Regions from separate parts of the Homo sapiens genome. Here all the other regions are linked to region 4. Evidence: read pairs that join two places in POLR2A ChIA-PET (ENCODE). Cell type or tissue: MCF 10A. All regions are shown on one strand. Links, peaks and the distances in the headings refer to the core of each region. The heading gives the core; the rest is flanking DNA. Region 1 overlaps GAPVD1 (GTPase activating protein and VPS9 domains 1). Region 2 overlaps ARPC5L (actin related protein 2/3 complex subunit 5 like). Region 3 overlaps PPP6C (protein phosphatase 6 catalytic subunit). Region 4 holds the start of HSPA5 (heat shock protein family A (Hsp70) member 5).

Region 1 (7,934 bases), core at 1,951-5,950, 100 kb before region 4:
AAAGCTGTAGACATTGAAAAAGAACCTCCTCCCATTAAAATATGCCCCAACTCTCTGTGGGCCAGTCACCCCAGATGCAAAGGAGGACAACTCTAAGGCATTTGAACATTCAGGGGTACCCAGGGCTAGTGGGAGAATCCAGAGAAGGACATCAATTTAAACATTTGTTTAGGCAGTCTGTAATTTTGAGGTAGTAAACTGACTCCCTTAGCTATTCTTTCTTTTAAAGGCCACTTAAATTCAGATTACCTTTATCACTATGATATAAAAGTTTACTACTCAAATCTCTGTCATGATTATCACCTGTACTTTCATAGTTTGCCATTGCTCCATCACTGGGGCTGGTCCGTTTAATGGCATTCCTGTATTTGTCCAGAATATCCTCAGCCACCTGAGCTTGTGCACTGAGTCTAGGGCTGGGATCATCTGCAAGGGAAAGGAGAGTGAGAGAATTAGCCCCTTGGGTTTGTACCACCTCTGATGTTAGTATGACACCAGTAGCATAATCCCAAAGGCAGATTAGGAGGTAAGACTTAAAAAGAGCACATATCTCAATGTTAAGAGGCACCATGCAGCTGCCTACTCATCCCATTTCTAGGTCTGAGAGCCTTGCCAAAGCAGGAAATTGGGAAGAGTAGCTCCACCTTCTCATCATCACCAGAATGACAGTGTCAAAGTTCAGGGCAGACTGAATGGATGACGGATTTCTAAAGTGTTTGCACTCAAATCACTGTTATCAGCAATTCATGCTAACAGAACTTCCAACAGTGCATTTTTACATGCAGACTTCATTTATTCAGACATCTCTATGCTGAAGGAGGAAAAAAAACTATTCAAATTTAGACTTAAACCCCTTTAAATAATAACAAATGTCTTTTTCCATTCTTCCTTTATGAATCTCTCTCCACGCATTTGAAAACTAACAATATTCATATTCTATCTCACTAGATCTCACCATGACAGTGCTGCTGCTGGAATAGAGCACTTTTGTGCATGCAATGATGTCAGAGGCACTCCTAGAGAATCTAGACATTCTTGGGGAGTGCTGGAATTGTACCTGAGATGCATAGAGAAAAAACGTACCACAATCACAAATGCAGCACTGTTTACTGACAGGACCATTACTCTGTCAAAATCAGCACATCAAAAATATTATCCTGGAATCTAAAATAGTAGTCAACTGGGTTGTTAAAGCAAGGGATTGCTATAGATCTACAGGACAAAGTTCCATAGTGAAACACAAACTCCTGGGTTAGTCCTAGGCCAGGCAGGTGACCATAAATGTTCACATTCTGGTAGAATCCCATTTTCTAAAAATTATACAAACACATCGAAATCACTAGATTTTATATATATATATACACACACACACACACACTTATGTGTATATATACATATACGTATTTTGTGTGTGTGTGTTGTGTTTCCAGCAGCTAATAGCAGCTAACATTTATTGAGCACTTACCACATGCCAGGAACTGTGCTAAGTACCTTACAGAGATTATCTCAACTACTGATCAAACAACCTTACAGAGAAACGTTGTTATCATCCTCATTTTACAGAAGACGAAATCAAGACATAGACAGCTTAAGTAGCATGCTCATCGGCTCTTCTTTTGTTCTCATGAAACAAACACATGGTATTCATGTCTCCGTGAAATTGTAGTAAACTGCAGTTGACCCTTGAACAACATGGGTTTGAACTGCACAGGTCCATTTATACACAGTTTTTTGCAATCAAATGCAGATTGAAGATACTGTATTAGGCTGGGCACGGTGGCTCACGCCTGTAATCCTAGCACTTTGGAGGCCGATGCGGGCAGATCACCCACGGTCAGGAGTTCGAGACCAGCCTGGCCAACATGGCGAAACCCCAACTCTACTAAAAATACAAAAATTAGCTGGACATGGTGGCGCATGCCTATAATCCCAGCTACTCGGGAGGCTGAGGCAGAAGAATCACTTGAACCCAGGAGATAGAGATTGCAGTGAGCTGAGATCGCGCCACTGCACTCCATCCTGGGCAGCAGGGCAAGATACTGTCTCAAAAGAAAAAAAAAAAAAAGAGAGAGAGAAAAGAAAAAGAAAACACTACATTTCACACAGAGCTGTGAAACAAGCATATAGGGAAGGCCAACTTTTCACATACACAGTTTCCACAGGGCCAACTGCAGGACTCCAGTATGCACGGATTAGGGTATGAAGTGGGGGGGCAAGAGTCCTGGAACCAATTCCCTGAGTATGCTGAAGGACAATTGTATATAGACAGGATTCCCAAAGTAATTTAGTATTTTTGCTATAACAGTATTTGAATTCATAAGAGATTCTTAATAAAATCTGATCTGTCTCCAAATGTAAACTGATAAAGCATTTATCATTACAGAATCTTGTTTTGAAGGGGAAGTACGTTGTGGCTACTGCCTTTTTTTTTTTTTTTAATAGAAACAAGGTCTTGCTCTGTCACCCAGGCTGGAGTGCAGTGGCACATAGCTTAATGTAACCCCAAACTCTTGGCCTCCAGCAATCCTCTCACTTTGGCCTCCCAAAAAGAGCTGGGATAATAGGCATGCTCCACCTCACTCAGTTGGTTATTACTTTTCAGTGCTGTTGAGAGGTCTGAAAAAGGGACAATACAATACATTATGGCCAAACACAGTGAGAGCCACAATGTTGCTTATAATCTTTATTTCTATTAACACTGTTCTTAAAAATTTTACCCCCAGAGAATAATTAAACAAAAAATGCAATTTATATAAATCTGTAATATTTTCATAATAAAAAATTGGGAACAATTTAAATAGCCATTAGTAAGAGAACGTTTACACTGCAGTAAAACCATGACAGATTATTTTATAGCTAATAAAAATGATATAAAACCCAACTATGTCTAAAAATTGGGGGAGGTTTTATAAAATAACTTGGTAAAAGAAGAATACAAAGTCACATGCATAATCTAATTCAGTCAAGAAAAAGCCACGTACAAATATGGAAAAAGATTAGGAGATAACAGGAAAAGAACAGTAGTTAGGGTCACAGAATTATGAACAGACTGCTAGGAAATTTCCTCCTATAACATTTTTAAATTGGTTTAATGAAAACTTTCAATGAGTCATTAATAAGGACTGGGTAGAAATTTCTGGACCAGTAAGGAAGCTAATCTGCTTGAATCACAGCCAAAGAAAATAAATTACTTTATGAAAAAGACTTATTCTACTCTACTTAGCTTCTAGTTCCAGTATCAAGAACCAAGAAAAATATATTGCCTAAAGAGGATAAGTAAAATATAACTCCTTCAAACAAACAAACCATAATAATAATTTATAACTTCTTCAGAATTGTTGATTCAACATTTTAAAAACATGAGATGTCATTAAGAGTAATTCACTTTGTAAACGCTAGTGTTCTTCTAACATTAGGAACATGTCGTAAGGATACAGAAATACTTTGCCAAAAGGACAATGTCTTTCCAGCTCTTCCCAATCAGACTGGAAGGTCCTGAAGAGTCATGTGTGATTTGACTTAATACCCACAACACTTAGCACAGTGCCTGGCATGAGTCACATGGTCAACAAGTATTTACTGATTGAATAGGACAGGCTTAGCTGCTCTCAGCAGGGAACTGTGGCCTGTAAGCACATCTCCTGCTGTTCAAAACCCTTTATTCTGGGGAAATCACCATTTCAAATAAAGCAAGGACTTATATGCTAGGATATGGAAATACATATAAATATATGGAACCAACCATTAGAATAATAGGCATTAAAATGGGATTCTACCTGTAATGCTGAACTCTTTGATGAGGATGTTCTTATCCTATTATCTATCCCATTTTTAAATAAAATTGTTTAATGAAAAAAATTTTCACTTTAACTTAGTAGGAAAACAATTCAAAATCAAAAAAAAGAGGTGAGAAATGAACTTTCCTCTAGACCAGGGGTGTTCAATCTTTTAGCTTCCCTGGGCCACACTGGAAGAAGAAGAATTGTCTTGGGCCACACATAAAATACACTAACACTAATGATAGCTGATGAGCTTAAAAAAAAAAAAAAAGGGTTCCTGCATAAATCTCATACTGTTTTAAGTTTATGAACTTGTGTTGGGCTGCATTCGAAGCTGTCCTGCTGTCTTGGGCTGCCTGTGGTCTGCGGTCCGTGGGTTGAACAAACTTGCTCAAGATGCTCTATAATAGCCACTGGAAACAATACACAGCTATCAAACCCAAGACTGGGTCATTAACACTACTCTCAAACTGTCCTTTTAGGGTGCTCATTCATAATGTGCCAAAAAGCAGCTGCAGAAATACAAACGCTTAATCAGGTAAAAACCCAACCCCCAGCTGTATTTTCCTTGGGTCAGATGGCAATGTTAAAATGGTTCAAGCTGTAAAAAATTAGTAAAGTTTTTAAAACTTTCATTATAATGGTTGGCATTTATGATACTGTTTGAACAAACACTTTATCACAAAAAAGGAAACGATTAGGTAAAACAGAATTTCACTGTGATCCTGAATAATCAAGAACAAACTGTAGATGAAAATAAATGTAGAATTCTACGATCAATGTTAGAGAAAACTATTCAATCAATGATCCAAAGATACAGCATGCACAGCACCAAAACTGTCACCACACTTTCCTAAAAGGCACTGTGTGTCATCATCCCACTAGATGTTGAGTTGTAGGGTATGCCTAGAGGCTCAGGATCAGGGGCCTCATCATAAACGGAGTTATGATAATGAGGATGATGATGGTGGTGGCAGTCTGCAGGAAGAGCACACAGGTTTACTGTGGCCACCAACTGGAAACCACAGAGCTATGAAGAACATACTCCCCACTGTACACACAGACACACTCTTCTAGAAAGGCAACGCTTATGGCACCCAAGAAAAAGTGTTATGAAATATGTGCTCTGGGAATGAAGGAGCCAGGAAGTCCATGGGTCTACAAACCTGTGAGTGTTGAGAATCTGTCAGGCCCCAGATCATCTTTGTCTTTTTCTTGTTTTTCTTTCTTTCTAAATGGTATAGGAGCTGGAAATTAAATAAAGTCAGTAGTGTGACATATAACATACTGCACTACTCGGAAGTTAACTGGTGTGCCAACATTTCTAAGTGAAAGGAGGCTGAAAAGTTTAAAAGCTAAGAAATTCCAAGTGTTGACTGATAATTGTCCTTAAAATAGTAATGAAGGTTTTTAAAGGAACTTTCAGAACCTGCTTCGGAGTCATCTGTCATAGGAAGAATAATTTAACAGGAATCCATTGGGACTAAAATCAAAACCACTGACTCTTAACCTCTGCTCAAAAACACATTCAAAACTCCTAGCTTCATTCTCTCCTCCTCATCAAGCGCTTGAGTATGGCGTGAAAGCAGCTCTCCCCAGAGTTCCTGAGTGCCACCGTGCTGAGAAGAGGCCTTTGGAATAAGTTTCTAGCTTTACTCCTGGATGCTCTCTTCTTTCAGGAAGAGATGCTTTTGCCAACTCAAATGATGCCAGGCTGTTCACCAAAAAAGTAAACAATTTTATACAGCTACCTTCCAAAATAAACACTCACTGATATTTACAGTATAAACATTCTCAATGAACATAGACATAAAAAGCTTCAACTTATTCCAGGAATGTAAAGGATGAGTTTTCAATGTTTAATTACCAATAACGTCCCATTTTCCTGCAATAATTAATAGCAATATATATGTCAGAAGTCCTCTATATGTTTAACTTCAATGGTATATGATATTTAAACAATAGTGACAGGCATGACTTCCATTTATGAAACCACTATCACTTCCTGCAAAGAACAAGAACATTTCTAAAGCTCTGCCTTAGCATTCATCTGAGTGGAACCACTTTCTACACCCTCAAAGTAGCTAGAAACTTAAGCCCAGCAAGTCTTACAGAGGAGTTGAGACATTGGCTCTCTGAAAGAGATTCTGGGGCTTTGCTTCTTATTGCTAATACAGCGTTCTAATATTTTATAAAATTACCTTTAGGCATGGCTGAAACAAAACGTTTTCTCCACCAAGGTCTGTTCCTGTCTGATTTCTCATCATCGCTATCTTTGCGTTCTTCAGTCTGTAGAAAAAGTTGGAGGCTTTATTTGGAGTTGGATAGCAGGATAAATTACTAAGAAAAGGATTTCTTTTTGTTTGTTTTTGTTTTGTTTTGAGATAGGATCTCATTCTGTTGCCCAGGCTGGAGTGCAGTAGCACAATCACAGCTCACTGCAGCCTCGACTTCCCTGGCTCAAGCGATCCTCCCCGTATCAGCCTCCCAAGTAGCTAGGACCACAGGTGTACACACCACCATGCCCAGCTAATTTTTTATTTTTATTTTGTAGGGACAGGGTCTTACTATGTTGCTCAGGCTAAAAAGGATTTAAGTAAGTTTGTGAAATAAGAAAGTCAGTCTTGTTTGCCTTAAGGCACAACTCTTATTGCCACGTAGGTGACTTTTGGAGCACGGTAGTTTACCTTTTCAGCACCACTGTCATCTGCTTGAGGGCAGGCACTATCTCATTACTGTTAATAAACTGAAGCCTTAATACAGAGCCTGGTATAGACTAGGCACTCAATAAATACTTATGAAAAAAGTAAATGCAGTACAAATAAACTCCAGAAGGGCAGTAGAGATGGTAGCAGTAGTATTAATAATAATAAAACCAAATGTGTACTATGTGCCAAATGCTGAGCATAGTAAGGATATGTATAATCTCATTTAATCTTTACAGTAACCTCAGAGATAGGTCCTATATTCGGCCTTTTTTATCGATAAAAAATATGAGACTAAAGAAAGGTTACCTCCCCCTCTTCCTCAAAGTTACACAGCCTATATGTGGCACAGCTGAGGACTCAAACCTAGACCTAAGCAACTTTAAAGTTCATGTTTTGATCACCAATTATATTAAGTTATCATTAACACATGACAAAGAAGCTGGATGCAGTGGCTCACGCCTGTAATCCCAGCACTTTGGAAGGCCGAGGTGGGTGGATCACCTGAAGTCAGGAGCTCAAGAACAGCCCGGCCAACAAGGTGAAACCTCATCTCTACTAAAAATACAAAAATTGGCCGGGCGTGGTGGTGCTCGCCTATAATCCCAGCAACTTGGGAGGCTGAGGCAGGAGAATCACTTGAACCCGGGAGGTGGAGGTTGCGGTGACCCGAGATCGCACCACTGCACTCCAGCCTGGGCGACAGAGTGAGACTCCATCTCAAAAACAAACAAACAAACAAAAAACAGGCCAAAGGACAGGGACTGTAATTCCTTTAATAGCCTATCATGTGACCATGGACAAATCACTTAATTTCCATTTTCATCTACATACCTGGGATAAAGAATTATCAGAACCCTAGCAGAGAGATGAGGGCATCTGTGCCAGGGAAGAGTTAACTTAACAGTGGGGATGAGAAATTGAATACATACAGGAGAACTGATGGAATAAATATGCCCATGAAGAATAGTGAAAGTAGATTTCTCACTGTTGGAGAAATGAGTTACAAATTTGGAAAGGAAGAAAGACGAAACAAACTCTGTTGTGTTTGGACTAGAATTGAATGTGTCAGTGTAAGTTCATGGTCTTATTTATGGAGAAAGGTAGATAAATGAAATATACAGGTAAATGTGTGTGTAACACACACACTCCCTAGCTCTATTCACTGAGTAGTCCTGGGAGCAGCAACACTCCTACAGCAAATAAACACTGTATCCAGATCTCAATTTCCAAAAAAGCATTTTTCATTAAAAGAAATAAGGGTACTTCGAGAAAGAGCTAACTAGGACAAAGTACAGTATCCGCCTATAACATCTTTTGCCAGAAAGTAAAGATATGCTCAAAGAATAGTAGCAGTGCATCAAAAGAACTCAGGAGCCAGCCTGAAGGGGCTCTCATTGGCCCAATTAGGGACAACTGGGCTTCAAAATAAGTAATAGTGACAAACCCT
Region 2 (7,934 bases), core at 1,783-5,782, 370 kb after region 4:
AATAAGCCAAGAGCTTTATTGATGCAGCAGGCACTTTACAATGAGCCCAAGAGTGTCCACCTTCTCTGGGAAGACAGGATGTCTGTACAAACTCTTGGGTTTTTTTCCACTTCAAAAACACAAGCTCTCCCGTTTACCACAGCCCTTGGATCTGCACCTGCCCAAACCATCCCTCCCCCAGTGCACACAGGTGCATCTGACCAACACCAGCCGCCACGCTGGTAGACCGTCAAAATGTCAGTTCTGCAGTACTCGGAGACAAAGGCATAGACTATCAGATCCTAAACAGGATTTAGGAAACAGACGATTTTCCCCTCCACCTTGAAAATAAAATACATTTCAGCAGATACATGTCCTGAAATAGTTTACTTGGGAGTTCCTAGGAAGATGGTCCATTGTCAATCCCTTCTTCACCAGCCTGGGCATCCAGAATTCTTCTCAAGGTAACATGAGTCTTTTTATTTTTTTTAAACAGTCTTTCTTGCTGTAAGAACTCTTATAATGGAGCCTAGTCCTCCTACTGCTAAGGCCTGTGGGGGCAGGAAAAGAAAACGTGTCAGATGAGACCTGGCTGGCCAAGGGGAGCCTGGCTTGCCAGAGACAGGGGGGACATTCCCTGACCTAGATCCCGTCACAGATCCTCGAAAGAGGATTCCTGAGATAGAGCACATTCTAGGGAAGGAGCCCTGTCCTGGAGCCGTGGGGTCCCGAGAGCTGTTGGCTCTTGGGCAGAACTGGCTTGAGAACACTGTCACCAGCACACAAAGCAGAGCCCTCGAGCTTCCCTTTTGAGATGGGGTCTCACTCTGTTGCCCAGATCACAGCTCACTGCACAGCCTTGATGTCCTGGGTTGAAGCCATCCTCCTGAGTAGCTGGGACCACAGGTGTGCACCACCAGGCCCGGCTAATTTATTTTTTTTGAGACGGAGTTTCGCTCTTGTCACCCAGGCTGGAGTGCAATGGCACGATCTCGGCTCACTGCAACCCTGCCTCCCCAGTTCAAGCGCTTCTCCTGCCTCAGCCTCCCGAGCAGCTGGGATTACAGGCGCCCGCCACCACCCCCGGCTAATTTTTGTATTTTTAGTAGAGACGGGGTTTCACCATGTTGCCCAGGCTGGTCTTGAGCTCCTGACCTCAGGTCATCCGCCTGCCTCCGTCTCCCAAAATGCTGGGATTACAGGCGTGAGCCCACCGCACCCAGCCTAGTTTATTTTTTTGTAGAGATGGGTTCTCACTACATTGCCTGGGCTGTTCTTGAACTCCTGGGCTCCAGCAATCCTCCTGCCTCAGCCTCCCAAAGTGCTGAGTTTACAGATGCACACAAGCCCACTGACTGCCGCCCGCTGAGGTGACTGGCAGGCACCAAGCTGCCTTAAAGGGACGAGAGGTCCTGGCCTCCCCATCATACAGAGGACTTGTTTACTTCCTTGAGCCCAGGAGAGGGGAGGCCAAGGAGGTGCAGCACACCCGCCAGCAGACCTAAGGCCACAACCACAGCCCAGCACCCACACCACCTTAAGGACTGGCCCACTGTAAAACCCCTCTCTTCCAACTCAACACTGAGCCTCTGAGGAAGGCAGGCAGGTTAGTAACTCCTGGTCTGCTTTAATGGTGGGCGTGCTTACTGCGGCACTAGGGGTGTGCAGGGGAGGGTGTGGGAGGCAGCCCCAGTGGTACAGGCACGACACAGGCTTGCCAAAGGCCTTGCTCTCACACGGACCCAAGCGAAGGGCAGACACAGCTCTTTCTGCTTCACCTGGACGAAGGCCATATTAAGTGAGGTCAAGGTTTCTGCCCACTGCTCACTCTGGCCTGCTAAGGCTGAGGCCAGGGCAGGAAGCCCTTAGAGCTGGCTGGAGGACTCTATTTCTAAGAACCCCCAACAGCTGCCTCCACCACTGCAAGTATCATGAAGCCCCAACCAACCAGCAGGCCCCCTTCCTACCTAGACTCCCTGACCACCTTACTATGCCATGTTATCTGCCCACATGTCCTGTACCAAGGGCACCCTGTCTTGCCTGACATAAATCGGCAGCTAAAAAGCAAAAAAGTAACTGCAATTACCACAGACAGCAGGTCCCTACCAGGAGCTTCCTTGGGAGAGGGAAGTGATGACATGTCCCAGGTTGGGGCTCGTCCTCTGACCCCACACGCCTATCAGACCGTCCTACGTTTGTTCTGGAAAATCTGGCCTGCTGATCGAACCCCAAGGCAAGCCAGGTGGCTCACTGGGGCGCGTGGCAGCGTTCACATACCTTTTCGTGCCACTGGAGTAACACTGCGCTGCTATTTTCTGTGGGCTTCTCAAAGCCTTTATAAATGTACTTCATTAACAAGTCAACGCCGTTTCTGTCCAGTGACTGCACAGCCTGCTCAATCTCACTGCTCTTGAAGTTTGTGAGCACTTTCAGCACCACGCCCTGGGCTCGCTCCTGCAGACGAAAAAGAGCAAGTGAGTCCCAGAGCTGCGAAGGCACCGCCATGCCATGCCCCACACCAAAGCAAGGACACAGATCACCAGAAACACTGCCCAGTTTCTAATTCGTCCAGGATGGTTAAAATAAGTGGGTTAGAACGTCTTTTGTGGATTTAAATTTCAAAGTATCTTTTATTTATGCCAACAAGTTACCCTACTTATTTTGGGGGAGTAAGTAGTTTACTAGGACAAGTATCAACTCTGAGAGAGAGAGAGAGAGAGAAGAGAAAAGAGGGAGAGAGGGAGGGAGGGGCAGGGTCTCGCTCTGTTGCCTGAGCTAGAGTGCAGTGGTGCAATCTCAGCTCACTGCAGCCTCTCCCAGGCTCAAGCAATCCTCCCACCTCAGTTAGGGCTACAGGCACATGCCACCATGCCCAGCTAATTATTTTTTTTATTTTTTAATACAGACAAAGTCTCGCTATGTTGCCCAGGCTGGTCTCAAACTCCTGAGCTCAAGCGATCCTCCTGCCTCCCAAAGTGCTGGGATTACAGGCATAAACCATGGCACCCAGCCCATCACTATTTTAGATGACACCAATAAGGCCTTATTATACTCCACAATGGTGGTGGACTATTAAAAAATAAAAATAAAACCAGGTTGACTCGGCTGCAGCGTCCCTCTTGTGTTCACACCCAGAAGGGTGGGGCCATTCCCCAGAACTCTGTGAAGGTGCAGCCACTGGTGACATCAAGATGCTGTCACAGCTGCCAGAATCCCAGCTGCAGGGAGACCCCTTTCTCTGAACCAAATTTTAGACTTGGTGATGCAGTAAGCACAATTTAGTTTTTAGAAGGTAGGAAAGCGTACGGGTACTTAAAATCCTCAGGCAGACAAAGCCTATTTAACAGTCTGTGGGAGCATAAGCACCACAGGTGAGCGAATTCATCCATTTTCCTCATCAGCCAGGGCCAGGCTGACTTCTCAGCCTACGAGGCCGTGAGCAGGAGTGAAGGCTTCTGTGGGGAGGTTCTCGTATATAAACGCTGACAGCGTTGATGTCAGAGAAGCCTCACCACCTAGGGAGCGCCAGGAGGCTTCCCTGGAAGCCCCGCCCAGTGCCAACTCACTCCCTCTGATGTGGATGAAAGCTCACACTCGCACTGGGCAGACACCCACAGCCCTGGTCCCAACAGCACCCAGCAGAGCCGCAGCGCCACCCCTTTACCTTCACAGCTTGATTCTTGGTGTTGACGGGAGAGTTCCGCAAGGCTGCATGGAATGCCCGAAGCATGTCCCCTGTGCATCACCACCAGTTAAGGATAGCTAGGCTCAAGCACATCCATGCCGTCATGAACAAGCTCACTTCAGAAACAGCTCAGGAACAGAGTCAGATGGGATCTCATCCATACCACCCACCTTCCACGGCTTCCAGGGGGGCAGAGACGGTTTACAGCCTGCACAGGGAGGCTGCAGGGCACCTCTGCCAACCATGCAAACCCTCCTTTCAACTCCCTCTCTACCTTCCACGTCAAAGCAACTGTCCTGGAGGGGTAACTTGATGTAAAATTGGATTGTGCTCACTTGCACCTGCTTGGTGCTGAGCACTGTATCTCCCCTACTGGATCCTCACAGCACCCGTACATGTGAACTGGAGGTCGTTCTCATCTTCTCATTCTAAAAAAGCGGAAAATGTAGGTACAAAGGGAGACCTCCTAACTCTTCATCAATGCTCTTCATCAATTAAACTATTAAGGAAATTAAGATGTGCTAGAACTTCTAAGATCTATCGGGATCAATGAGGTCCCAACTGTTACCTGGAAAGAGTTTATCAATCTAACAGAAGCTTTTGCCAACAATGAGCCAGTCTCCACCCTTACCCCCCAACCTCAGTTGCAATCCTGACAACACATTCTTTGCTGAGTTCTGAATACCCAGCATGCAAAAGAAAATTACAATCTGGGTTAGGTCCCCAAAGGTGACACCTATTTTAAACTGAATTACATCAGCCAACTTTCATTTCCTCGTATGAAACACTGGCTTCAGCCAAAAAGCTTCAAAAATAGAACAAGGAATGGCTTCTGCCCAATCGGGTCTCTACTCCTCTTCATGCAGTGATACCCACGTGCAGACAGGAAGGGCCTTCGGAGCAGAGCTGAATCTCCTGGCTTCCCCAGTATGAGATCCATCTTGAGTGAGCTGGGTCTGCGCCACCAGGCAAGCCACTCCCAGCGCTGGTTCCCCAGCTCCCTGCTTGGCTCTGATCCACCTTCCACACTCAAGAGGCAGTCCAGTCCCTCTGTCTTTCAGTTCTGGAGTTCCTTTTCCCCATCCAAACAAGGCCAGCCTGATATCAGCCACTGATAACCTCTACTTTGTAACTCCTTTTTTTTTTTGAGACGGAGTCTCGCTCTGTCGCCCAGGCTGGAGTGCAGTGGCGCAATATTGCCTCACTGCAAGCTCCGCCTCCCAGGTTCATGCCATTCTCCTGCCTCAGCCTCCTGAGTAGCTGGGACGACAGGCGCCCGCCAGCACGCCCAGCTAATTTTTTTTGTATTTTTAGTAGAGGCGGGGTTTCACTGTGTTAGCCAGGATGGTCTCGATCTCCTGACCTCGTGATCTGTCCGCCTCGGCCTCCCCAAAGTGCTGGGATTACAGGTGTGAGCCACCGCGCCCAGCCCTTGTAACTCTTTTCTAATGTGGTGTCCCCAAAGCAATAAGCAGGATCCCATAGGCTGAACAGAAAACATAGGCTCACTTGCTCTTCATGTAAACCTGGCACAACTAACAAATGACATCATTCAAATGATGGATGGGGAAGGGCAGGTATAAAACTAGTCCACGGGGGCAAAAAGCTACTGCTGTGGCGTTAACTCAGCACCACGCGTCCAGCAATCACTCGGCCCATTGATGGGTGAGGGCCTTCAGCAGTTGGGAGATGTGGGGCGCAGGGAGGACCTCCCTGAAGTCACCTATCATTTGTGAAGCCGGCTGTCATACTTGGCTGGCTTTAGGCCTTTTCAGAGAACAGGCTGTGGTGCTGAGGGAATCCTGCCCAGCCCTTGATCTCCTCTAGATCTTCCTCAATCACGGCACAACTGACACTGTGGACCCAGGATTCTCTGACGTGGGATCTTAGCTGTGTGTCATAGGCCTCTGCCCACTGGATTCCAGTGGCATCCCCAAGCTGTAACCATCAAAATGTCTCCAGTTTCCTGGGGGTGGAGGGGAAGGGTGCAAAATCGCTCACAACCACTGCTCTGGACAGAGCCCTGATCCAGAAGTATAGAAGCTGCTTCACTGAAGGGGAAAGGAACTCATACTTTTAAATCGCCACAAGGTCTCGGATCCTGTGCCAGGTGCTTTCACACGCCATCTCATTCCAAAAATCCTTGTGACAATAATCATTATCTCATTTTAAAGGCAATGGAATTGAGGCTCAGAGAACAGAAATTACCTGCGCAAGGTCACAAAACTAAGCTGTCTACACGGCCCTCACACCCAAGCTCCTCCCACAATCCCATGCTGCCGCTCTATCTGCAGACCCGAGCTGCATGTCCAGGACACTTGCTGTGTGCCCAGTGATGCTGATGTTAGCCCATGAGGCTCCCACGGAATCTAGGAAGCCAGCATGGCTGTCCGCCACGTAACAGAAGATGCTGAGTTGTGAAAGGGTATGCGACCTATCCGAGGTCACAGAGCCAGAGCATGGTAGTGCAGGGTGTGCGCAGATGCACAGCCGGGTTCCTTCTACTCCATCTGTGTCATCTCCTGCCACACACACTTCCCTATACAGCCCCAGGACAGGGCCCCTCTCTGCCCTCCCCAACCCCAATCCATCTATCCCTCTCCCTGCTCCCCTGTCCTCAATGGTCTAATATAAGTCCGATTCTTGGTACATGATAGAGACTCAATAAATATCAGTTCCATTCTCCTCCACCTGGGCCCCGTATTTGCCAGGGTTTCAGTTACCTTTATCCGTTAACCTCCCTTTCCCCAACCCCAAGTGGAGCACTCTCCATGGTAACAAGGTTTCTGACGCTTCTGACGCTGCCATGAATGGAGAAACGACCATCCCCTGGATGTGCTAAGCCCAGGCCTCTAAGCAGCCTCAAGGAACCTGTCACCAGGCAGGGGAGTCCCAAGACATGACCTTCAACAAGGTTCTGCACCCAGACCAAGGCAGCAGCTGACAGGCTTGATCTCATCTGTTCAATGAGAGTCCTGGGCCAAAGGCCTGACCCTGGAGCCCCTTTCAGCACTGACTGTCCATGAACTAGGCCCTACACCAGACTACAACCAACCTTCCCTCCTGGGGACCCTTCCCTTGACCCCATTTCATAAGGAGGGTGGATTGGGAGATCCTGATGGGGCAGGAATTACAAGCTTGAATCTCCACTTCGGAAAACACATTCCTGTTCAAATCAAGTCTGAAGGTTTTCGGTTTAAAGGCACACTCAGGAGCACTGCCGGGCTCCCCCTAAAGCAGCAGGCCCCACTTTCCAAGCTGAGTCAACTGGTTCAACACCGAGAACCTGATTTATGTACAGCATGGGCCTCCAACCCTGCCCCCACCCGTGCGGGGGGAGGGGACAGGCTTCCTGGAACACCATTTGAATAAAGAAAAATCCTTCCGGTGAGAATAAGTCAGTTTCCTGCGCTCATACTGCTAAAGGACCAAGCAAGGCTGTGACAATCACCTCTATTTTTAATCTTTTCTAAATGCTGTTTTCTGTGGCCACAAGAACAGTCATTTCCAGGCGTGGGGCTCCACTTTCACACTTCGCTTCAAGGTGTCTGGTTTTTCTTAGCTCTGAACTACTAGTTTTCTCCGCTGCTTCCTGCACCAGAAGGGTACTGGGGGGAGCCAAGACTCACTTGTTGAGCGTGGCTGAGACCACCAAGGTGTCCAGGGGAACCACAGGGTCCCCCTTTCTCAGCATTAAGCGGGAGGGTTAGACTGACTGGGGGAAGAGAGACACAATCTCAGACCCCAGGGCTGAAATACGGCGGCCGCCTCCACTCCCTCCTGGGTTCTGTCTTCCCCACAGCCGTCCACCCACCTATCTTCACGCCATGCAGCAATCGGGCCCCGGAGGACCGCGCCCCAGCCTCCCCGATCACTCGGTTACTCAGATGCGGCTCACCTCCGCCCTGCCGCCGACCCAGCCCCGCCATAGGCCCGATTTCCTGCAAGGGAGGGACGGAGTGCTGGGGCCCCAAGGAAGGGACAGCGTGAGGGGACGAGGAGGCAAGGAGGGAAGAGGGCGCGGGACCTGCGGGGGTGCCGAGGGAGCCCGTCCACCGGGTCCAGGGGCCTGCGGGACGGCGCTGCAGAAGAAGGCGCCAGGGCTGGGGACGAGGGACCCAGGGAGACTGGGACTCAAGGGAGCACGGCCCAGGGAAGCCGGGTCGGCAGGGAGCTGGAGGCTGACCTGAGGGGGCCAAGGGTCGGAGACAGGGGAGGCCCGCCCGAAAGGGCCCGAGAAGGTGGGAAGGTGGGAAGGTGAGAAGGCCGC
Region 3 (7,934 bases), core at 1,991-5,990, 81 kb after region 4:
GCCTCTGATAAAAAAAAAAATTCCACTTCCCAGCCGGGCGCGGTGGCTCACGCCTGTAATCCCAGCACTGTGGGAGGCCGAGGCGGGCGGATCACGAGGTCAAGAGATCAAGACCATCCTGGCCAATGTGGTGAAACCCCGTCTCTACTAAAAATACAAAAATTAGCTGGGCATGGTGGCACATGACTGTAGTCCCAGCTACTCGGGAGGCTGAGGCAGGAGAATGACGTGAACCTGGGAGGTGGAGGTTGCAGTGAGCCGAGATCATGCCACTGCACTCCAGTCTGGGTGACAGAGCGAGACTCCGTCTCAAAAAAAAATCCACTTCCCAGGCTGGGTAAAGTGGTACATATATGTAGTTCCAGCTACTCAGGAGGCTGAGGTGGGAGGATTGCTTGATCCCAAAAGTTTGAGACCAACCTGGGCAATATAGTGAGCCTCCATCTCAAAAATAATGATAATTAAAGAAAAAAATCTACTTCTTAAGATTGTTTTTGGTTTAAAATGGGAGCAGAGTATCTGAAATATGAAAAACAGAGTAGCTGGGTGCAGTGGCTCACGCCTGTAATCCTAGCACTTTGGGAGGCTGAGGCGGGCAGATTACCTGAGGTGAGGGGTTTAAGACCAACCTGGCCAATGTGGCGAAACCCTTTCTGTACAAAAAAGTACAAAAATTAGGCAGGTGTAGTGGCACGTGCCTGTAGTCCCAGCTACTTGGGAGGCTGAGGCAGGAGGATTGCTTGAACCCAGGAGCCAGAGGCAGCAGTGAGCTGAGATTGCACCACTGGACTCCAGGCTGGGTAACAGACTGAGACTCCGTCTCAAAAAAAAAAAAAAAAAAAAAAAAAAGAGAGTGAGGGAGAGACATAGAGTAGATGGTAGATATTATTTGACGATGAGGTAGGTGTCTAGTAATGTAGGATGAAAATAGGGCCGTGTGCTGTGGCTCATGCCTGTAATCCTAGCATTTGGGAAACCGAAGCGGGTGGATCACCTGAGGTCAGGAGTTCAGGATCTGCCTGGCCAACATGGTGAAACCCCGTCTTTAATAAAAATACAAAAATCAGCGGGGGTGCGGTGGCAGATAAGCTACTCGGGAGGCTGAGGCAGGAAAATCACTTGAACCCAGGAGGTGGAGGTTGCAGTGAGCTGAGATCGTGCCATTGCACTCCAGCCTGGACAACAAGAACGAAACTCCGTCTCAAAAAAAAAAAAAAAAGAATTGCCCAAGTTCTCGGGAAATGGGAACCTATGTATCACTGACGCAGAATATTTAATCGTCTACCTGTGTGTCTGGTAAATACAAACTTTAAAAGCTTTTGTTTAAGAACAGATATCTGGCCAGGCGTAGTGGCTCACGCCTGTAATCCCAGCACTTTGAGAGGCCGAGGCGGGCGGATCACAAGGTCAGGAGTTCAGGACCAGCCTGACCAACATGGTGAAACCCCGTCTCTGTTAAAAATACATAAATTAGCTGGGGCTGTTGGCACGCGCCTGTAATCCCAGCTACTCGGGAGGCTGAGGCAGGAGAATCACTTGAACCTGGGAGGCGGAGGATGCAGTGAGCCGAGATCGCACCATTGCATTGCAGCCTGGGCAACAGAGTGAGACTGTCTCAAAAAAACAAAACAAAACAAAAAAACATATCTGTAAACATCAATAGAAAAGTTTAAGGATACTCACTCTTCTACCATATTTTTATTAAAAAACTGACTTACAAAACTTTTTAATGTTCACTTCCTGACTTTGTGTATATAACTACTCAATTTTTTACATAATAGAATTGTGTAGTTATAGGTATAGTTTTGTATTCCATTCTTTTCCCTAATGATTTTTGCATTTTGCTACATGGTTTTCGTCATAATTTTTATTCATGGCCTCATAAGGTCCTTGAGTTGCTAGATCTTAATTTAAGATATTCACTTATGTTAGTCATGAAGGCTGTTTCTTTTGATGTTTTAAATGTTGTCATAACACTTTTTTTTTTTTGAGACAGAGTCTTGCTGTGTCATCCAGGCTGGAATGCAGTGGCACCATCCTGGCTCACTGTAACCTCCGTCTCCCAGGTTCAAGTGATTCTCCTGCCTCAGCCTCCTGAGGTAGCTGGGACTACAGGTGCCCGCCGCCACGCCTGGCTAATTTTTGTATTTTTAGTAGAGACTGGGTTTCGCCATGTTGGCCAGGCTGGTCTCGAACTCCTGACCTCAGGTGATCCACCCGCCTCGGCCTCCCAAAGTGCTGGGATTACAGGCGTGAGCCTCTGTGCTTGGCCCACTTTTTTTTTTTTTTTTTGAGACGGAGTCTTGCTCTGTCACCCAGGCTAGAGTGCAGTGGCGTGATCTTGGCTTACTGCATCCTCCACCTCTCAGGTTCAGGTGATTCTCCTGCCTCAGCCTCCCGAGTAGCAGGGATTGATTACAGGTGCCCACCATGATGCCCAGCTAATTTTTGTATTTTTAGTAGAGACAGGGTTTCACCATGTTGGCCAGTCTGGTCTTGATCTCCTGACCTCATGATCCACCTGCCTCAGCCTCCCACAATGCTGGGATTACAAGTGTGAGCCACTGTGCCCGGACCATAACACTTTTTTTTTTTTTTTTTTTTTTTTTTGAGACAGAATCTTGCTCTGTTGCCCAGGCTGGAGTGCAGTGGCATGATCTTGGCTCACTGCAACCTCTACCTCCTGGGCTCAAGCAATTCTTGTGCCTCAGCCTCCCAGGTAGCTGGGATTACAGGTGCAGGCCACCACCCCTGGATAATTTTTGTATTTTTAGTAGAGATGGGGTTTCACCACATTGGCTAAGCTGGTCTTGAACTCCTGACCTCAAGTGATCTGCCTGCCTGGGACTCCCAAAGTGCTGGGATTACAGGCGTGAGCTCCCAAAGTTCCAGGATTACAGGTGTGAGCAGCTTGGCCTGTTAGCTAATTTTCAGATACATTTTATATTAAGCTTCCTAAAGTTGTTTTTTTTTTTTTGTCTGACTTTTTAGACTTATGGAACATTGTTATAAAAGGTGTTACTTTATTTCTTTCAGTAGTTAACATCTCACTTTCAGTTTTCTTCACTTTGACTAACATTCCTATTAAGTGTTAAAAGTTTAAATGATAATTTTATTTCAAGTGTAAAAGATGAATGTGTTAGAAGTTGTTAGTTGTAATTGGTCCAATGTATTGTAGTCAATTCCCTTAATCCAAAATCGTTTTTCTTCCAGAAAAACTGTAATGCTTTCTTTGGAAATTAGGGCTAGGGTAATAATCTAGTGGACTGAAATTTGACAAATGCACAATTTGCCAGTTACCAAATTTCAGTAAATAGAAATATGATGAAATATCCTTGGGTGTCATGGATCACACTTGTAATCCCAGCACTTTGGGAGACTGAGGTGGGAGGATTGCCTGAAGCCAGTAGTTTGAGACCAGCTTGGGCAAAAAAGCGAGACCCTGTCTCTATAAAAATTTGCTGGGCATGGTGGTGTGTAACTGTGGTCCTAGCTACTGAGGAGGGCAAGGTAGGAGGGTTACTTGAGCCCAGGAATTTGTGGCTGCAGTGAGTTATGATTGCACCACTGCATTCCGGCCTGGGTAACAGAGCCAAACCCTGTCTTAAAACAAAAAACAAAAAATATGATGAAATATATAATTTTTTTTTAACTGATCATTGAGGAGACACTCCATGGCTGTGGAGCCTGAGGGTATATAACTCTAACTGTAGAATGTGGGAAGATCTCTGTATAACACTGGAGTGTCATGTAAGTTCAGTTTGGAAGAAAAAGAGGTATCCACTTGTTTCTGTAATCTTTTGTCTCATTAAAATAGATACAGAATTTGGGTGGGCTGTTAGATTAGCTTACTGAGAAATTAGACAATTGATAAAGGATGTCAGAATTCTCAAGAGATAGATGGGGAGATGTATGAAAGAAAATGAGAAAGGGAATCCTATGATAATAATCTAGGAGTGACTTTATGGTAACTGAGCTTTATTTAGTGCTTTTTTTAGTCTTGAGAACTGTGTGCTTGGCAGTTTGGCTTACACTTTATTTCTTAAAAATGTAAATATTTGGAGTCCTCTTAGCTGCTTCTTTACACATTTCACTCTCAGTTTTGTTGCTTTGCTTCTTAACAGGAATTTGTAATCAGCATGTATTGCATTTCTTTTATAGTTTTATGACCTTTGTGAACTGTTCAGAACTGGAGGTCAGGTTCCTGACACAAACTACATATTTATGGTATGTAAACACCAGTGATATCAAGTGCTTGTTTAAAATGGAAAGGATCTGACTTATTAAATGTAAATTGCATAATAATTCTTTACCATGTGACAGTCCCTATTTCAGTATATTAAAAGATGTGTATTAGTCCGTTTTCACGCCGCTGATAAAGACATACCTGAGACTGGGCAATTTACAAAAGAGGTTTAATGGACTTAACAGTTTCACATGGCTGGAGAGGCCTCACAATCATGCAGAAGGCAAGGAGGACCAAGTCACATCTTATGTGGATGGCGGCAGGCAAAGAGAGAGAGACTGTGCAGGGATCTCTTGTTTTTAAAACCATCAGATCTCATGAGACTTATTGTCATGAGAACAGCACAGGAAAGACTTGCCCCCATGATTCAATTACTTTCCATCGAGTCCCTCCCACAACATGTGGGAATTCAAGATGAGATTTGGGTGGGGACACAGCCAAACCATATCAAGGTGATTGTATACTTTTCTACATTTAACTATGTCCTCTAATTAATTGCCTTAGTAAGCCACTGTAGATAGGGTTGGGTTGTAGCTGTCAGTAATGGTTGGGCATAAAAAATAACCCAGAACCCCTGGTTTAAGGCAAAAATCTTCAATTGACTATTATTTATTCAGACTTTTCGAGCATTCATTTTTATCTCTCGTTAATCTATGGATGGATTAATATACACACATACACATTTGCTATAGATGTTTGCTTTTCTTTTGGAATGTAATGTTACTGTTGAACTTTTTCTGGATCCTTCTCTCATTTTCTTTCCTTCTGAAAGTTTCTGGGTCACTTTCTTATTTTTTTTTTTTGAGACGGAGTCTCTCTCTGTTGCCAGGCTGGAGTGCAGTGGTGCGATTGGCTTACTGCAACCTCTGCCTCTTGGGTTCAAGTGATTCTCTTGCCTCAGCCTCCCGAGTAGCTGGTATTACAGGCGTGCGCCACCACGCCCAGCTAATTTTTGTATTTTTAGTAGAGACAGGATTTCACTATGTTGGCCAGGATGGTCTGGATCTCTTGAACTCGTGATCCGCCCACCTCGGCCCCTGCCTTGGCCTCCCAAAGTGCTGGGATTACAGGGGTGAGCCACCACGCCGGCCACTTTCCTATTCTTTCAGCTGTTTTCCTATTGGTGTAATATTGGCCCAAGTCAGACATTAATGGGAAGTGTAAATAGTATATTATCATATATGGTTGTTAAATGCAAAACTGAGCCTAGAACGCTGTTATAATTATGGTATTTGCTTTTACAAAAAATTTTTTTCTTCAAGTAGGCAACTCTTCCAATACAGTTAAAATGATTCTTAAAATAAAAAATTATTTTACCTGGGCATGGTGGTACATGCCTGTAGTCCCAGCTACTTGGGAGGCTGAGGTGGGATGATTGTTTAAGCTCAGGAGTTCTAGACCAACCTGGGCAACATAGTGAGACCCCATCTCTAAAAAAAAAAAAAAATTGAATTTTTAAAAATTAAATTACTTGGCCGGGCGCAGTGGCTCACGCCTGTAATCCCAGCACTTTGGGAGGCCGAGGCAGGTGGATCACCTGAGGTCAGGAGTTTGAGACCAGCCTGACCAACATGGAGAAACCCCGTCTCTACTAAAAAAAAAAAAAAAATACAAAATTAGCCGGGCTTGGTGGTGCATGCCTGTAATCCCAGCTACTCAGGAAGCTGAGGTGGGAGAATCACTTGAATCCAGGAAGGGGAGGTTGCAGTGAGCCAAGATCACGCCATTGCACTCCAGCCTGGGCAACAAGAGTGAAACTCCATCTAAAAAAAAAAAAAAAAAAAACTTAAAAAATACTGGTTAGCAGATGACCAAATCAACTAATGTAGGTAATAGAGGATTGAAAAAATGGTGGTTTTGCCAGGTGTGGTGGCTCACATCTATAATCCCAGCACTTTGGGAGGCCAACGTGGGTGGATCACAAGGTCAGGAGTTTGAGACCAGCCTGACCAACCTGGTGAAACCCCCGTCTCTACAAAAAATACAAAAATCAGCCGGGTGTGGTGGCGGCTTGTACCTGTAATCCCAGCTACTCAGGAGTCTGAGGCAAGAGAATCGCTTGAACCCGGGAGGCGGAGGTTGCAGTGAACCGAGATTGTGCCACTGCACTCCAGCCTGGGTGACAGAGTGATACTGTCTCAAAAAAAGAAAAAAAAGAAAAAAAAATGGTGGTTTTTTTTTTCAGGGAAAGTTTTTGAGAGAATGGCACAGCAGATTCTTGTAGATTTCCCTGGAATCAAAAATCTTGTTTGTATAAACATTTAATAGAAAAAATTTGTTTACGTGTATTTTATTTTTTTGTTAAAATCAAATTTCCAAATAATTCAGTATGTAACTCTTTATTGTAGTTATAAACTATATGTTTGTACAGTTTGATATAATTTGAAAAGAATATTGTGGCTATTGTATTGTTTGTAACTGTAAACTTTTACTTCACAGGGTGATTTTGTAGACAGAGGTTACTATAGTTTGGAGACCTTCACTTACCTTCTTGCATTAAAGGCTAAATGGCCTGATCGTATTACACTTTTGCGAGGAAATCATGAGAGTAGACAGATAACACAGGTCTATGGATTTTATGGTAAGAATTCCTATTTCTCTGATTCTGAATATTATTTTACTTTCCTCTTTGGAAAACAAAGCTACACAAGTCATACACATGCTTTATGTATATTATTTTCCCCACATCCTCACTCCTTCACTCCTCCCAAACAATTGAAAATCTTATGCTCGAGAGAAGACCACTGTTAACTTTTTGGTGTGCATCTTTCTAGATCTGTGCCTCAAAGTGTAGCTGGAATCACCTGGGTTCTCATTAAAAATGTAGATTGCCGGCCGGGTGGGGTGGCTCACACCTGTAATCTCAGCACTTTGGGAGGCTGAGGCAGGCGGATCACAAGATCAGGAGATCGAGACCATCCTGACCAATATGGTGAAACCCCTTCTCTTCTAAAAATACAAAAATGAGCTGAGCGTGGTGGTGTGTGCATGTAATCCCAGTTACTCGGGAGGCTGAGGCAGGAGAATTGCTTGAACCAAGGAGTCAGAGTTTGTGGTGAGCCGAGATCATGCCACAGCACTCCAGCCTGGCGACATAGGGAGACTCCGTCTCAAAAAAAAAAAAACCAAAAAAAAAAGGAGAATGCTGGGCCTCACCACAGATTTATTAATCAAAATATTTTGGAGTGGGAATCTAGAATCTGCTGAAGGTGAATGTTCTGCACAAATTTGAGAGTCCATTCTCATCCATTTTGTATGTGTGTGTGTGTGTTTATGTGTGTTTATATATGTACAAACACGTGCACACTAAAATGGGGACATACCTGATTTTTTCACTTTATTAATGTTATTTTCATGGCTGCTTCATATACCATATGGATGTAGCATAATTGATGTATCAGTTTTTCCTCTATCGTTGGACTTTAGAGTTGTTTTTAAGCTGCTGTTATACATCCTTTTACATATATCTCTGTATGCTCACTCCAGAGAATGCTAGGACCTCAGGGATCAGAAGCAGAACTTAGTCATAAACAGCAAAATAGGCCAGGCGCAGTGGCTCACCCCTGTAATCCCAGCACTTTGGGAGGCCGAGGCGGGCGGATCACCTGAGGTCAGGAGTTCGAGACCAGCCTGGCCAACTAAACCCTGTCTCTACTAAAAATACAAAAATTAGCCGGGCACTGGTAGG
Region 4 (7,355 bases), core at 3,356-7,355:
GAAGGAAATTAATTGCATAGCACATTGTACTTTCAGAAGTACCAAAAAAAATAAAATACATGATTTATACCTACTATTGCTTCTGGCTCAGGTGTTAAGGTGACACTTTTGTTTTATTCGAGAGTTGTTTGATGAAGGGTGAATAAATTATTCTTAGCACCTTAATAAAGACATCTATGTGGGCTGGATGCAGATGGCTCACAACTGTAATCCCAGCACTTTGGGAGGCCAAGGCGGGCAGATCACGAGGTCAGGAGTTTGAGACCAGCCTGGCCAACATGGTGAAACCCCTGTCTCTACTAAAAATCCAAAAATTAGCTGGGTGTGGTGCTGTGTGCCTGTAATCCCAGCTACTCGGGAGGCTGAGACAGGAGAATTGTTTGAACCCAGGAGGCGGAGGTTGCAATGAGCCGAGATTGCACCACTGCCCTCCAGCCTGGGCAACAGAGCAAGACTCTGTCTCGAAAGAAAAAAAAAGACATCTATGTGACCAATATAGGATTAATTAGATGTACCATTTATTTTTTATTTTTTGAGAGGTGTTTTCCTTTGTTGTCCAGGCTGGAGTGCAGTGGCACAATCATTGCTCATTGCTGCTTCAAACTCCTGGGCTCAAGTGATCCTCCCACCTCAGCTTTCTGAGTATCTGGAACTACAGGCACGCACCACAATGACTGGCTAATTTTTAAATATTTTCACAGAAGGAGGCGATCTCTCTGTTTTGCCGAGGCTGGTCTCAAACACCTGGCCTCAAGTTTCCTTCCACCTCGCCCTCCCAAAGTGGTGGGACTATGGGCATGAGCCGCTGCACTTGGCCTTACTTCTAAAATTTCTTCTCACGTTATATTTCTATGATTAGCAATGGCATTACCACTGTTCTACAACCTTCACACTACTTTCACATACAATATCTCATTTGATCCTTGAAGCAGTCCAGTAAGACAGGCAGGACAGAAATTCCTGACATTCAATAGATTAAGAATCTGAGCTTGGCTGGGCGTGGTGGCTCACGCCTATAATCCCAGCACTTTGGGAGGCCGAGGCGGGCAGATCACCTGAGGTCAGGAGTTCAAGACCATCCTGGCCAACATGGCAAAACCCCATCTCTACTAAAAATACAAAAATTAGCTGGGCATGATGGTGTACCCCTGTAATCCCAGCTACCAGGAGGCTGAGACAGGATAATCGCTGGAACCGGGGAGGCAGAGGCTGCAGTAAGCCAAGATCATGCCACTGCACTCCAGCCTGGGCAACAGAGCAAGACTCTGTCTCAAAAAAAAAAAAAAAAAAAAAAAAAAAAACTGTGGCTCTGAGAAATTGGTTTTTGTCAAAGTTATGTGCCTTATCACCTAGTTGAATGTTCTCTCTAACAAAACATGTGGAAAATTCTCAATTATCAGGATCTAAATGTTAATATTAAACTTGTAAATTACATAGGTCCTTTCCTTTTTCTTCCTGCTGGATGCTTGTCATTTATTATTAGTCCTCTTTCACAAAGGAAGATTTATTTTTTACTTTTTATTTTTGAGGCAGAGTTTCGCTCTGTCGCCCAGGCTAGAGTGCAGTGGCGCAATCTCAGCTCACTGCAAGCTCCACCTCCTGGGTTCACACCATTCTCCTGCCTCAGCCTCCTGAGTAGCTGGGACTACATGCGCCCGCCACCGTGCCCGGCTAATTTTTTGTATTTTTAGTAGAGACGGGGTTTCACCGTGTTAGCCAGGATGGTCTCGATCTCCTGATCTCGTGATCCACCCGCCTGGGCCTCCCAAAGTGCTGGGATTACAGGCGTGAGCCACCGCGCATGGCCACAAAAGAAGATTTAAGAGCTAAATGACATCCAATCCTAATAAGTCTTACCTCTGCTTAATTAGCTTTCTGAGATCAGGTAGGAAATGGAAAGCAATTTTTTTTTTTTTTGAGAGAGAGTTTCGCTCTTGTTGCCCAGGCTGCAGTGCAATGGCATGATCTCAGCTCACCTCAACCTCCGCCTCCCGGGTTCAAGTGATTCTCCTGCCTCAGCCTCTCGAGTAGCTGGGATTACAGGCATGAGCCACCACGCTGGGCTAATTTTGTATTTTTAGTAGAGACGGGGTTTTCCATTTTGACCAGGCTGGTCTCGAACTCCCGACCTCAGGTTATCCGCCTGCCTCGGCCTCCCATAGTGCTGGGATTACAGGTGTGAGCCACCAGGCCCAGCCTGGAAAGCAATTTTCTTACCCATAGGAGCACAAGTGAAATGGGCTGGTTTAAATTTCTGGATAAAAATTTATATTTGCATATCATCTGTTATCAAAATATTTACAAAATGTGTAACTGGAGCTGGATGTGGTGGCTCATTCCTGTAATTCCCACACTTTGGAAGGCTGAAGTGGGAGGATTGCTTGAGGCCAGGAGTTTGAGACCAACCTGGTTAATGTAGCTAGACCCCATATCTATGAAAATTATAAACTTTAAATTTAAAACCCAAAATATGTGACTACTCTATATCCTAAAACAAAATGTAAGGTTTTTTTTTTTTCTTTTTAGACAGTCTCACCCTGTTGCCCAGGCTGGAGTGCAGTGGTGCGATCTTGGCTCACTGTGACTTTCGCCTCCCAGGTTCGAGTGGTTCTCATGCCTCAGCCTCTCGAGTAGCTGGGATTACAGGCGTGTGCTACCATGCCCAGCAAATTTTGTATTTTTATTAGAGATGGAGTTTTGCCCTGTTGGCCAGGCTGGTCTCGAACTCCTGACCTCAAGTGATTCACCCACCTTGGCCTCCCAAAGTGCTGGGATTACACATCTGAGCCACCATGCCGAAACCCAAAATTAAGTCTTATAAATCTGAAGCTCAAGATGACAACCTATAGAGGTTAAAAATCAAACTGCCAAGGCTCAAATACTGGCTCATTATCTTAGGTGTGCAATCTCCTGGGCAAGTTTCTTTACCTCTTGGGGCTTCAGATTCCTTCACTCTAAAATAGGGGTAAGAAAAAAATGCTTTTTTGTTTGTTTCTTTTTGTTTTTGTTTTTGTTTTTGTTTTGAGACAGAGTCTCGTTCTGTGGCCAGGCTGGAGTGCAGTGGTGCGATCTCAGCTCACTGAACCTCCGCCTCCCAGGTTCAAGCGATTTTCCTGCCTCATCCTCTGAGTAGCAGTAGCTGGGACTATAGGCGCGCGCCACTACACCCAACTGATTTTTGTATTTTTAGTAGAGACTGGGCACCATGTTGGCCGGGATGGTCTCGATCTCTTGACCTCGTGATCCGCCCACCTCGGCCTCCCAAAATACTGGGATTACAAAAAACTGCTTTCTTAAAGATAAAAAGAGATAATGCACGTACGTCTTTAGCACAGTGTCTAACAGTTAAGTATTGATAACTTGACCTGGATATTATTTTTGGCATTTAATGTTCAGCAAGCTAGTTTTGACCATGTACTTTCCTATTCGTAAGTGACTGTGCTTTGGAATATACTAGAAAATGTATGTAAAATGTCTGGTTTTAAAAAGATGAAACCACAATATATTCAATTCCCTTTGGAAGTTAGCCATGTATCGCTTTTCTAAATTTTACAAAAAGGAGAGTTACAAAACGTTACTCTGTTAATCAAGGATAAGGCTGAAATGGAGAGTTTTTTTTTTTAATGGAAATGGACTGCACTATAAAAACATTTGATTGAAATGAAAGAAGCTGTAATGTGGTCAAATGATGATTTCTATCTTAATGCTGGACTGATGCAAGCCAAAGAAGGGTCAATGTTGCCGCAGGATTACAAGCCCTGCTGAAAGAGATGCATGATGCAACCTCTGTAGTGAACAGAGTCAACTCTTGAGTCACCAGTCTAACCTTTGAGAAGCACTAAGGAAAAAGAAAATTCTTGAGTACTGAGTCACAGGCTCAACATCTTAATAAAGTGTGTTTAGGATGTTTTAGTGGTATCTGGACACAGTATACCCATGAATCTCAAATATTTCATATCAGAGCTTTGCCCTTTCCATAGTAGGTCCTCCAAAAACATTCCTCAAACAAATGAATTTTTTTTTTTTTTTTGAGATGGAGTCTAGCTCTGCTGCCCAGGCTGGAGTGTAGTGACGTGATCTCGGCTCACTGCAACCTCCACCTCCCGGGTTCAAGCGATTCTCCTGCCTCAGCCTCCCGAGTAGCTGGGACTACAGGCATGCACCACCACGCCCAGCTAATTTTTGGATTTTTATAGAGATGGGGTTTCATCGTGTTACCCCGGATGGTCTTGATCTCCTGACCCCGTGATCCGCCCACCTCGGCCTCCCAAAGTGTTGGGATTACAGGCGTGAGCCACCACGCCCGGCCACAGATGAATTTTTTGTTTTAAAGTTAAGAGATCAGGCACAGTGTCTCACACCTGTAATCCCAGCACTTTGGGAGGCCGAGGTGGGCAGATCGCTTGAGGTTGGGAGTTCGAAACCAGCCTGGCTAAAATGGTGAAACCTCATCTCCACAAAAAAAAAAAAAAAAAAATTAGCCAGGCATGGTGGTGCGTGCCTGTAATCCCAGCTACTCAGGAGGCTGAGGCAGGAGAATCGCTTGAACCCCGGAAGCGGAGGTTGCAGTGAGCTGAGATTGCACTACTGAACTCCAGCCTGGGCGTGACAGAGTGATACTCCGTCTTGAAAAAAAAAAAAGTATTGGCAATAGAGTGAACTCCACCTGGTTATCAATCCTAACTCCATCACTCACCAGCTCTGTGACTTGTTTAGTTATTTAATCTTTTTCAGTTTCAATGTCCTCATCTGGAAAACGGGAAATGCCTACCGAGTATTGAACTGTCAAGACTAAATGACACATGAAAAGCACACTGAACAATGCTTAATCCACGGTAGGCTTTCAGCAAATAGTGGTCTCTATTATTTTTTGCAACAGGATGTTATATAAGAATAAGGCATTATCAAGACGATTTTCGCCTATCAAATGTGTTGTCTGCGTGTACATCAGACCTTTTCCTGGAATGAAGGTAGAAAAGTATCAACAATAAAGGATGGAGAAAGCCCCGTAAATGATAACCTTTGCCCCAGAGGGAAAGGATGGGCAGCGGAGGGGAAAGTAAAGGGTGGCAAGCTAGAAAAATTAGACATCCAGTGTGGGAGGGCTGGCACTGGAGTGGGTTGCCACAGTAGGGAGGGGACTCAGAGCTGGAGGCAATTCCTTTGGCCGGGCTTGTCCTGCGACTTACCGTGGGGCAGCGCAATGTGGAGAGGCCTGGTAAAATGGCTGGGCAAGGGTGCGGAGGGGACATAACTGGCAGGAAGGAGTCATGATTCGTGGTCGAACAGAGTCCAGACCAGCTCGACCTGTGAGCAACGAACGGCCCTGAGACTCGCATACCCCAATACCGGTAGTGGCCGTGAAGGGCAAAGAAATGTGTTCTGAGGCGATCCCAGCATCTAAGCTGCGACTGGTCTACTCAGAGACTGGATGGAAGCTGGGAAGAGAAAGCTGCTTCCCGCTTCGGGGTGAGGGATGGAGGAAGGGAGAACAAGCAGTAGAGAAGAAAAAGTTTCAGATCCCACAGCCCCGGGGGGTCACTCCTGCTGGACCTACTCCGACCCCCTAGGGCCGGGAGTGAAGGCGGGACTTGTGCGGTTACCAGCGGAAATGCCTCGGGGTCAGAAGTCGCAGGAGAGATAGACAGCTGCTGAACCAATGGGACCAGCGGATGGGGCGGATGTTATCTACCATTGGTGAACGTTAGAAACGAATAGCAGCCAATGAATCAGCTGGGGGGGGCGGAGCAGTGACGTTTATTGCGGAGGGGGCCGCTTCGAATCGGCGGCGGCCAGCTTGGTGGCCTGGGCCAATGAACGGCCTCCAACGAGCAGGGCCTTCACCAATCGGCGGCCTCCACGACGGGGCTGGGGGAGGGTATATAAGCCGAGTAGGCGACGGTGAGGTCGACGCCGGCCAAGACAGCACAGACAGATTGACCTATTGGGGTGTTTCGCGAGTGTGAGAGGGAAGCGCCGCGGCCTGTATTTCTAGACCTGCCCTTCGCCTGGTTCGTGGCGCCTTGTGACCCCGGGCCCCTGCCGCCTGCAAGTCGGAAATTGCGCTGTGCTCCTGTGCTACGGCCTGTGGCTGGACTGCCTGCTGCTGCCCAACTGGCTGGCAAGATGAAGCTCTCCCTGGTGGCCGCGATGCTGCTGCTGCTCAGCGCGGCGCGGGCCGAGGAGGAGGACAAGAAGGAGGACGTGGGCACGGTGGTCGGCATCGACCTGGGGACCACCTACTCCTGGTAAGTGGGGTTGCGGATGCAGGGGGACGGGGCGTGGCCGCCTGGCCTGGCGTGAGAAGTGCGGTGCTGATGTCCCTCTGTCGGGTTTTTCTGCCAGCGTCGGCGTGTTCAAGAACGGCCGCGTGGAGATCATCGCCAACGATCAGGGCAACCGCATCACGCCGTCCTATGTCGCCTTCACTCCTGAAGGGGAACGTCTGATTGGCGATGCCGCCAAGAACCAGCTCACCTCCAACCCCGAGAACACGGTCTTTGACGCCAAGCGGCTCATCGGCCGCACGTGGAATGACCCGTCTGTGCAGCAGGACATCAAGTTCTTGCCGTTCAAGGTTCGACCGGGTTTTTCTCATCCAGTTAGAGAACGGGTGGGTGGTGGGAGTATTTAGAGTTATAAGTCTCTGGAAAAGTGTTGAGACAACAGTTGAAGGTTATAGACATGATGTATGTAATAACTTTAATACTATTAGTATGTTACAAAACTTAAGACAGTTGCTGTCGTACTGTCTACGATAGTTTAGGAATAAAAGACCGATTAAAACTGAACTTTGTAAGACACCTATACTCCCTGAAGTATTTCTAGTCAATTTGCAGCCCCAAGGGACCAAAATAAACCAAATTGTGGGGATGGTAGTGGGTCTTTTAAACTTTGAGATGTCATTGTATCTGTGTCTGAAAACAATAATTCTTTAAAATAGGTGGTTGAAAAGAAAACTAAACCATACATTCAAGTTGATATTGGAGGTGGGCAAACAAAGACATTTGCTCCTGAAGAAATTTCTGCCATGGTTCTCACTAAAATGAAAGAAACCGCTGAGGCTTATTTGGGAAAGAAGGTAAATATTTCTAGAACAATGTTAAGTATTTTTTGATCATTAGTATTCTCGGTTGGCTGTTATGTATAGAAGCCTTCGTGAAGGGTTTCAAAAATTTTAATCAGAATGGTATTCATGCTTGTCAGGTTTAATTATTGAGTCCCTTACTATAAGCCAAACAAAATAGACTTTTCATGTATTATTTAATGCTTACAATTCCAGGGACATAAAATTTTATATGTTGTATTCATCAATAAGTTGGCTTAAAAACTAAAGTGATGGTTTGACTGTAATT

Evidence for each region. ChIA-PET counts read pairs that join two places held together with the same protein. Peaks named below come from ENCODE experiments on the same cell type or tissue, not always from the same donor. Only the 100,000 strongest peaks of a DNase experiment are listed, where the experiment ranks them.
Region 1: POLR2A ChIA-PET joins it to region 4 with 27 read pairs; 17 of 35 experiments call an interaction of 5 or more read pairs at or near these places.
Region 2: POLR2A ChIA-PET joins it to region 4 with 11 read pairs; 20 of 35 experiments call an interaction of 5 or more read pairs at or near these places.
Region 3: POLR2A ChIA-PET joins it to region 4 with 11 read pairs; 17 of 35 experiments call an interaction of 5 or more read pairs at or near these places.

Annotation. Positions count from the first base shown.
Region 1 is chr9:125,339,311-125,347,244 of GRCh38, reverse strand. GAPVD1 (GTPase activating protein and VPS9 domains 1) reads right to left here. Exons shown (of 28, transcript NM_001282680.3): 18 at 5,981-6,068; 19 at 4,946-5,026; 20 at 304-426. Among named protein-coding and RNA genes, the nearest start is that of GAPVD1, 81 kb to the right of the region's middle. In MCF 10A, for the core only: no CTCF peak of the experiment used is centred there; no DNase peak of the experiment used is centred there.
Region 2 is chr9:124,869,474-124,877,407 of GRCh38, reverse strand. It overlaps ARPC5L (actin related protein 2/3 complex subunit 5 like), which reads right to left. Exons shown (of 6, transcript NM_030978.3): 4 at 3,644-3,716; 5 at 2,257-2,433; 6 at 1-530. The coding sequence ends at 468. Among named protein-coding and RNA genes, the nearest start is that of ARPC5L, 11 kb to the right of the region's middle. RefSeq lists enhancers at 4,447-4,676, 4,374-4,874, 6,513-6,562, 7,023-7,462 and a silencer at 7,683-7,732. In MCF 10A, for the core only: no CTCF peak of the experiment used is centred there; DNase peaks (open chromatin) are centred at 3,537 and 4,857.
Region 3 is chr9:125,157,134-125,165,067 of GRCh38, reverse strand. PPP6C (protein phosphatase 6 catalytic subunit) reads left to right here. Exons shown (of 7, transcript NM_002721.5): 3 at 4,162-4,227; 4 at 6,686-6,827. Among named protein-coding and RNA genes, the nearest start is that of SCAI, 18 kb to the right of the region's middle. In MCF 10A, for the core only: no CTCF peak of the experiment used is centred there; a DNase peak (open chromatin) is centred at 3,617.
Region 4 is chr9:125,239,898-125,247,252 of GRCh38, reverse strand. It overlaps HSPA5 (heat shock protein family A (Hsp70) member 5), which reads left to right and starts at 5,910. Exons shown (of 8, transcript NM_005347.5): 1 at 5,910-6,248; 2 at 6,346-6,577; 3 at 6,944-7,081. The coding sequence starts at 6,127. It overlaps HSPA5-DT (HSPA5 divergent transcript), which reads right to left and starts at 5,597. Exons shown (of 3, transcript NR_186826.1): 1 at 5,190-5,597. RefSeq lists enhancers at 5,312-5,621, 5,271-5,775, 5,589-5,883, 5,776-6,280, 6,422-6,501 and 1 more. In MCF 10A, for the core only: no CTCF peak of the experiment used is centred there; DNase peaks (open chromatin) are centred at 3,792 and 5,742.